Regions from separate parts of the Homo sapiens genome. Here region 1 is linked to region 2. A link is an interaction called in ENCODE POLR2A ChIA-PET data of the cell type or tissue named here. Cell type or tissue: B cell. All regions are shown on one strand. Each heading gives the region's core, and the rest is flanking DNA. Links, peaks and the distances in the headings are about the cores only. Region 1 has its middle 35 kb from the start of ENAH. Region 2 overlaps ACBD3 (acyl-CoA binding domain containing 3).

The links. Peaks named below come from ENCODE experiments on the same cell type or tissue, not always from the same donor. Only the 100,000 strongest peaks of a DNase experiment are listed, where the experiment ranks them.
Region 1: POLR2A ChIA-PET joins it to region 2 with 5 read pairs; 1 of 35 experiments calls an interaction of 5 or more read pairs at or near these places.

The regions. Positions count from the first base shown.
Region 1 is chr1:225,685,883-225,690,281 of GRCh38, reverse strand. No RefSeq gene overlaps it. Among named protein-coding and RNA genes, the nearest start is that of ENAH, 35 kb to the right of the region's middle. In B cell, for the core only: no CTCF peak of the experiment used is centred there; a DNase peak (open chromatin) is centred at 1,741.
Region 2 is chr1:226,148,004-226,152,402 of GRCh38, reverse strand. ACBD3 (acyl-CoA binding domain containing 3) reads left to right here. Exons shown (of 8, transcript NM_022735.4): 7 at 1-68. ACBD3-AS1 (ACBD3 antisense RNA 1) reads right to left here. Exons shown (of 2, transcript NR_146443.1): 1 at 4,335-4,399. Among named protein-coding and RNA genes, the nearest start is that of ACBD3-AS1, 2.2 kb to the right of the region's middle. In B cell, for the core only: no CTCF peak of the experiment used is centred there; a DNase peak (open chromatin) is centred at 2,452; H3K27ac peaks cover 1,326 bases.

The DNA of each region.
Region 1 (4,399 bases), core at 180-4,179, 460 kb after region 2:
GGCCACCCACACATCCTCCTTGCTTTCATTGTCTTGGTATCTTAGGGAATGACACTGAGGGGCTGGATGTCAACTCAAAAGTTTTCCTCCAGAAGAGTTGGGTTCCAAGGAACCCAATTTTAGATATGGGAAGTAGAGCCCAATGCTACCACCAAGGATGATTCATCAAAGCAAAACTAGGGCCACCTATGAACACGATGATGATGAAATCATGCTCCAGATCATACCAGTGTCAGATATGAGCTGTACTCCTAATCTGGGTCATAATTATTACAGAGGCTTGTGTGTCACTTGATTTTTATTTTTATGATATTGGATTGGCTTTATATTATGATTGATTTAGTTAATAACACAAACCCCAATTATAACATGGTTACCCTGGAAAAATATCATCTACTTTGTGAAGCGGTTGCATGGAATGCACTGCTACCAAAAGCACTGGTGGGAAAAGGCCCACCCTGGCCCAGAGACAGCCACAGGACAGCACTGCAGGGACCTGGACAAAAGGCATGAACAGGGGCTCCCTGGTCAGAGCATGGCTACCACCAGCACCCAGTGACCAGCATTTTTCTCTCTACTTATAGTGAAATATGCAGGAAGAATGAGGTGTGTGAACCAAAAGACCCAGAATTGCAGCTCAAGATTAAATTATGAATGACATTAAAAGGAGCTCCAGAGCATTCAGGAGCCCATAATCCCAGTGCCAGACGGGCAAAGGAGTAAGATACTCAGTTGAGGTCAAAGAGAAATGAGGCAGGAAATGGGGAGCAGGGCCGCTGTTCATATTGAAGCAGCATCAATGAAGAATGGTTGACACTCTCCTTGCTACTGTCTTCAGCAGCTGTTGTAGCCTCAAAAAAGAAAAAAAAAAGTACCAGGCCTAGCTAAGAGAGGGGAGTATTCCCGACACAGGTTGATTCCTGACAAGAGGAAATACAAGGCTAAAACAAAAAATGGGGCCACAGTTTTCCTCCTATACCCGGTCAGACCAAATCAAGTTTCTTGACTCTTAATCCCTCCCCAAAGGAATAATCTTCCAATTTATGCCTGAATTACATACACAAAATGCCATAGAATGTGATGCAAATTCTCCAACAGGTGCCTTGTAAAAATTCCAACAGAGCCAGGCACGGTGGCTCATGCCTGTAATCCCAGCACTTTGAAAGGCTGAGGTGGGTGGATCACTTGAGGTCAGAAGATCGAGACCAGCCTGGCCAACATGGTGAAACCCCGTCTCTACTAAAAAGACAAAAACTAGTCGGTTGTGGTGGTGGGTGTCTGTAATCCCAGGTACTCGGGAGGCTGAGGCAGGAGAATCGCTTGAACCCAGGAGGCAGAGGTTGCAGTAAGCCAAGATTGTGCCATTGCACCCCAGCCTGGGCAACAGAATGAGACTCCGTCTAAAAAAAAAAAAAAAAAAAAATCCAATAGAAAAAGTGAGCAAAAAACATGAATAGGTATTTCACAAAGTGTGTGAATAGATCCAAAACATATTCAAGCTGACTGGGCATAGTGGCTCACACCTGTAATCTCAGCGCTTTGAGAGGTCAAGACCAGAGGGTTGCTTGAGGCCAGGAGTTTGACTCCAGCCGAAAAACATAGCAAGACCTTGTCTGTATAAAAAAAATTTTAAAAATAGCCAGGTGTGGTGGCATGTACTTGTAGTCCCAGCTACTGGGGAAGCTGAGGTAGGAGGATCTTTTGGGCTCAGGAAGTCAAGACTGCAGTGAGCTGAGAAGGAAGTCAAGGCTGAGTGAGCCACTGCACTCCAGCTGGGTGACAGAGTGAGACCCTGTTTCAAACAGGGGAAAAGAAAAAAAAGTTCTGCCAGCTAATTATTCCTCAGGTAATTGCAAATGCAGATGCAGCGAGATATTCTTTTACATCTACCAGATTAGCAAAAATTAAGAATGCTGATGATACCAAGTGTGGGAGAGGATGTGAAACTACAGGAATTATTTCACATTCCTAATGAGCATGTAAATTTTTATAAACAGTTTGGTATAAACAATGTGTCATTTTGTTGTAAAGGCAAACATGCATATAACCAGGACCTAGCAGTTTCACTCCTGGGTATAGTATTCTAGATCTGGGTGTTTTCAAACATCTACAATTTGGTGGTACAACCTTTTTTTTCTCTTCAGAGACAGGGTCTTGCTCTATCACCCAGACTGGAGTGCAGTGGTGCAATCATAGCTCACTGCAGCTTCCAACTCCTGGGCTCAAGCAATCCTCCTACCTCAGCCTCCTGAGTAGCTGGAACTACAGGCACACACCATTAAGCCAAGCCTAGCTAACTTTTTTTTATTTTTGTGGAGATGGGGTTTCACTGTGTTGCCCAGGCTGGTCTTTTTTTTTTTTTGAGACGGAGTCTCGCTGGGTCGCCCAGGCTGGAGTGCAGTGGCACGATCTTGGCCCACTGCAAGCTCCGCCTCCTGCATTCACGCCATTCTCCTGCCTCAGCCTCCCGAGTAGCTGGGACTACAGGTGCCCACCACCACACCCGGCTAATTTTTTGTATTTTTTAGTAGAGACGGGGTTTCACTGTGTTAGCCAGGATGGTCTCGATGGTCTCAATCTCCTGACCTCGTGATCCCCCCGCCTTGGCCTCCCAAAGTGCTGGGATTACAGGCGTGAGCCACCGCGCCCAGCCCAGGCTGGTCTTGAACTTCTGGCCTCAAGTGATACTCCTGCCTTGGCCTCCTGAAGCACTAGGATTATAGATGTGAACTGCTGCTTCTGGCCTCAACCAACTTTTTTTTTTTTAAACAAACAAAATAAAATTCAGTAGAGTGGAAAAACTTAGTATAGTAAGAGTAAGTTTTACCAGCCTGGGCAACATGGTGAAACCTTGTCTCTACAAAAAATACAAAAATTAGCTGGGCATGGTGGTGCATGCTTGTAGTTCCAGCTTCTTGGGAGGCTGAGATGGGAGGATCACGTAAGCCTGGGAGGTGGAGGCTGCTGTGAGCCTTGTGATTGTACCACTGCACTCCAACTTGAGTGCTGGAGTGAAAAAAAAGAAAAAAGAGTAAGTTTTGTTTCATAAATTGTTGGTTTCACATATGTGTGCACCATGTGTGTACAGTTGTGATGTAAAGTATTTATGGTACCTGTAAAATATGTGTGTATAAAACATATTACAGTTTTTTAAAGTTTGGAAACCAATGCCCTGTAGTGTAACTCTTTGACATACATACCTGGAGAAATGTAGAATGTTCATAATTCACAAGAGCAAAAAACTGCAGACAACTCAAATGCCCATTGCCAGGAATATGGATAAGTAAATTGTGGAGCATTAACACAATTGTCTATTACACAACAATGAAAAGGAATGAACTATATTGCTACATGCAGCAATGTGAGTGAATCCCAGAAACACAATATTGAGAGAAAAGAGCTGGTCACAGAAGACTAAAATAGTATGTTATTTTTATAAAACCCCCAACCAGCAAAACTAAACAAAACAACATATGCCATATGTGGCAAAACTTTTTTTTTTTTTTTTTTTTGAGATGGAGTTTCACTCTTGTTGCCCAGGCTGGAGTGCAATGGTGTGGTCTTGGCTCACTGCAACCTCTGCCTCCCAGGTACAAGCGATTCTCCTGCCTCAGCCTCCTGAGTCGCTGGAATTACAGGCACCTGCCACCACGCCCGGCTAATTGTTTGTATTTTTAGTAGTGATGGGGTTTCACCATGTTGGCCAGGCTGGCTTCGAACTCCTGACCTCAGGTGATCCGCCCGCCTTAGCCTTCCAAAGTGCTGGGATTACGGGCATGAGCCACTGTGCCCAGTCAACTTTTTTTATACCACATTTACTCCAAAAAATGTACAACTATGATATATCGATTAAAAAAGATAAAAGTTTTTAAAGGCAAAGAAGTCACAAATTTAGGAGAATGATTACCCCTGGAGGAAAGAAGACAGTTACTGGTAATGTTCTGATTCTTAAGTTGTTGAAAGTGGTTTTCCCATATGTTTATTCTATTATTAGTTTATAATTTACAGATAGATTTCATATGTATATATACATGTATGTAATACTTAAATCTATTTGATATTACATAAAACTAAAATTGATATAACCATGAAAACATCTAATGCACTGGCTCAAAAAACATCTGATTACAGTAAGCAAATATATTTCTTTCCCTCAAAATAGAGATTTCCATCAAAATCAACAAAAATGAACTAAAAAGGAGAGGAAGAAAAAGAACAGCCTGTCTAGGCTGTCGTCACTGGTTTTTTTTAAAGCATTGACTACATGGATCAGTACTTACTGTCATAGTTGGTAAATGAATCAGGCAAGACCCATGTTGAGGAGTAGAATGTTTTCTCCTGGGATCAACCTTTGAATGTTAAAGCAGAAAAGGTTCCAGAATAAATTCACCCAAGTTAG
Region 2 (4,399 bases), core at 295-4,294:
AGACTCTCCAAACACTGCTGTCAGCGTGCATGTCAGTGAGTCCAGCGATGACGACGAGGAGGAAGAAGGTAGAACCCTTGGTCCATATTCAGTAGCTGCTGGGTTGTGTGTTGGCAGAAATGGTACATAGTTCAGGTGTCACCCAGCCTTATGCTTCCTGACTAACACTTCATGGTTAGGGAACACTTTCTTCATTAGTGGGACCTTGGGCTGAAAATGTTATGAGGCCAGGCTCCTGTAGGGGACTGGGGCCTAAACCTGAATTTTTCTGAATGCCAGGAAAATCTATTTGGCAATTTGCTATTTTACTCCTTTCTGAATACTATTTTACTTCTAACCGTGTGTGTTGAAAAGCCAAATATGCAAGATTACTTCAAAAAAAATTTTTTTTTTTTTGAGACAGAGTCTCACTCTGTCACCCAGGCTGGAGTGCAGTGGCATGATCTCTGCTCACAGTAGTCTCGGCCTCTTAGGTTCAAGCGATTCTCCTGCCTCAGCCTCCTGAGTAGCTGGGATTACAGGCACGCACCACTGTGCCCGGCTAATTTTTTGTATTTTTAGTAGAGACGAGGTTTCACCATGTTGGTCAGGCTGGTCTCGAACTCCTGACCTTGTGATCCACCCGCCTCGGCCTCCCAAAGTGCTGGGATTACAGGCGTGAGCCACAGCACCCGACCCACTTTGAAAAATTTTAAAGGAGCAAGTAAGAATTCCTGTCAACCCTGGCATTTATTTAAATTTATATTGTTGATATTAGCATTTTAGGTCATTATTCTAAAATTTTTTATGTAAATACAGAAACTCACCAGAATAGTCCACTTAAAAAAATTTCAATTATTTTTCCATTTGGAAATCCCTATTTTGCTAGAGTGGAATTTTTTTACTTCCTCTGAATAAGTAGACAAAATTGGGTGTTTTAAAGGACAGTCTAAAATATCTTGGTCTAAGAAATAGGTTATAAATGTATTGCTTTTTGAGAAGAGGGTCTCTTTATTTTTGTTACCCAGGAAAGTTAGAATGTAGGGTTTGTTTATATACACTTAATAAGCACTTAATTTATTTGTTGACTTGATTGAAAGTGATATGGAATGCATGCCCTGTGAGAATGGAAAAGCACCATGTCTCAGTTCTTCCAGACTAACTGACCTTTCAGGTGGCTTGTAAACAGACTGCTTGTTCTTGAAGAGGGTTGGCAATGTTGCTTTACAGATTACAGTGGGATAAAGTTAAAAAGATATTATTGAAAGTACATGGAATAAGCCTGAAAGTTCTATCAACTTGTGAAGTACAGAGTTGTCCAATCATATTACCATACCATGCAACACCCTGGGGCCTCTGGGGCTATCTACAGAAACATACACTGCAGGTGTGCCATACATTTCTTGAAATTAAGTTTAATATTCAATTTAACAGTTAATATTTAATGCTAATCAAAAGATAATCCAAAGATAATTCCGTATCATTATCTACATGAACCATCAGAGTATCCCAGAAATTTCAGTACATCTTGCAGATTGACTTTTACCCCAGAAGCAGATTTAAAATCCTTCATTATACCACAGGTCCAGATTCTAGCTGGTAAATATGGAAGCATGAGCTGCTTTGTCTTACACGGCATTTTGTTTTCATCAGTCTTTATTCCTGAGTACCACCAGCAAGGCAAAGCATTGCTCATAAATAATACTGACTGAGACAGAAAGAAAAAATGTAAGATTGAAAAAGCCTGGGCCGGACGCGGTGGCTCACGCCTGTAATCCCAACACTTTGGGAGGCCGAGGTGGGTGGATCACAAGGTCAGGAGTTCGAGACCAGTCTGGCCAACATGGTGAAGCCCTGTCTCTACTAAAAATATAAAAATTAGCCGAGCGTGGTGGTGGGTGCCTGTAATCCCAGCTACTCGGGAGGCTGAGGCAGGAGAATCACTTGAACCTGGGAGGCAGAGGTTGCAGTGAGCCGAGATCACACCACTGCACTCCAGCCTGGGCAACAGAGCGAGACTCCGTCTCAAAAATAAAAAAAAGAAAAAGCCTGTCTGGGCATGGTATCTCATGACTGTAATCTCAGCTTTTGGGGAGGCCAAGTAAGGAAGATCTCTTGAGGCCAGAAGTTTAAGACCAGTCTGGGCAACCCGTTTTGTAGAGTGACACCACATCTCGACAAAAAAAATTTTTTTTTAGTTAGGTGGGTGTGGTGGCATGTACCTGTAGTCCCAGGTACATGGGAGGCTGAGGCAAGAGGATTGCTTGAGTCCAGGAATTCGAGGCTGTAGTGAGCTATATGATCACACCACTGCATTCCAGCCCGAGCGACAGAGCTAGGCCCTCCCTCTAAAAAAAAAAAAAAAAAATTAAAAAAAATAAAAAGCAGTTAGAGAGCAGGACTGTAGCAGATTAGCCAGGGGGCACTACTGTTTTCTCATGTGACCTTCAACAACATCAGAACCTGTTCTGTCCTTTCTGTTGCATCACAGGGACTCATTAAAGTCAGACTGTCTGCAGATGTCTGGGAAGGAAAGTTTTTTGTATGCATACAAATTACTGTACTTACAAAGAGCTTTGTGAGGCCAGGCACGGTGGCCCCTGCCTGTAATCTCAGCACTTTGGGAGGCCAAAGCGGATGGATTGCTAGAGCTCAGGAGTTCAAGACCAGCCTGGGCAACATGATGAAACCCTGTCTCTACCAAAAATACAAAAAACTAGCTGGGTGTGATGGTGTGCACCTGTAGTCCCAGCTACTTGGGAGGCTGAGGTGGGAAAATTGCTTGAGCCCAGGAGGTAGAGGTTGCAGTGAGCTGAGATCAAGTCACTTCACTCCAGCCTGGGCCACAGAGCCAGACCCCATCTCAAAAAAAAAAAAAAAAAAAAAAAAAAAAAGATGGCTGGGCGCAGTGGCTGACACCTGTAATCCCAGCACTTTGGGAGCCTGAGGTGGGTGAATCACCTGAGGTCAGGAGTTCAAGACCAGCCTGGCCAACATGGTGAAACCCCATCTCTACTAAAAGTACAAAAATTAGCCAGGCATGGTGGCACATGCCTGTAATCCCAGCTACTTGGGAGACTGAGGCAGGAGAATCGCTTGAACCCGGGAGGTGGAGATTGCAGTGAGCTGAGATCGTGCCATTGCACTCCAGCCTGGGCGACAGAGCCAGACTCCGTCTCAAAAAAAAAAAAAAATGAAAGAGCTTTGTGAATAAGAATTCTCTGTTCAGAAGTTGGTTGAGGTAATGTATTTCTCCTGGCTTGCCTATTAGAGAGCTTCTAAAAGGTGGTTACTGCCTAGTCTGAACCCTCAGCTGATGATAGTTTTGGGGTTATATTGGTGTTGGGAAGATCACTAGTGAAAATGGCAGGGGTTCATTTCTAGAGGTAAGAACCTTAATATCCTTGATCTTAGTTCTAATATGTCCCTCAAATGAAAGATGGCATTCCCTGTACTTGTACCATTCCTAATCATAAAATGATTTGCAGCTAAAACATTTTAGCCTCACAGCAGTGAAGCTTTATCATTCCTAAGAATTGTTCATTACATGAGCGTCACTTCATCCCATTTAAAGATTTAGCTCACAAATTGTATTTGTCCATATGCCTTAGAAGCTACTGTCCTACCGTGTCTTGTATTTCATATGGTAGAAGAGTCTGAGTTTTTTGGGTTTTGGTTTGGTTTTTCTTCCTTAGGTCTTGAAAGGTAGACAGAGGAGTTTGCTTTCTCTGAAGAAGCATGGATGGTAACACATCCTCCTGTTTTAATTCTCCATTTTCTTCATTGTTTACAGGTCCTAAACCTTGGCTTAAATTCATAAAAGATGCCTTTTCATCTATCCCAGTAATCTTTAGTTTTATAGATTTAAAACAAAATTTGAGTCTTGAATCAATGGACCAGTCTATTTCTTGGATGTCAACAATAGTGTACATTTTGGATGGTTCTGTATTTCTCATTTGCATGTGAAACATGCTTAATTATAGGTATTTCTGTGGTTAAGTAAATCTGGTTTTGACCTACCTTTATAAGAGTGCCATCTGCTTTTTTAAAATAAACTTTTAATTTTAGAATAGTTTTAGATTTACAGAAAAGTTACAAAGATAGCACAAAGAGTACCCATATACCCTGCACCAAGTTCCCTCTGTTGTTAGCATCTTACATTGTACTGTGGTGCACTCATCACAGCTAATGAAACAATATTGATACATTGATTCATTAATTAACTAAAGTCCATATTTATTCAGATGTTTTTAGTTTTTACCTAATGTTCCAAGATCCTTTCCAGGATGCCACATTATAGTCAGTCATCATATCTCCTTAATCTGCTATAGACGGTGAGAATTTCTCAAACTTACCTTGTTTTAAATTCCTGATAGTGGCCATTGACAAGCATCACTCAGTGTGTTGCCAGAATTCACTC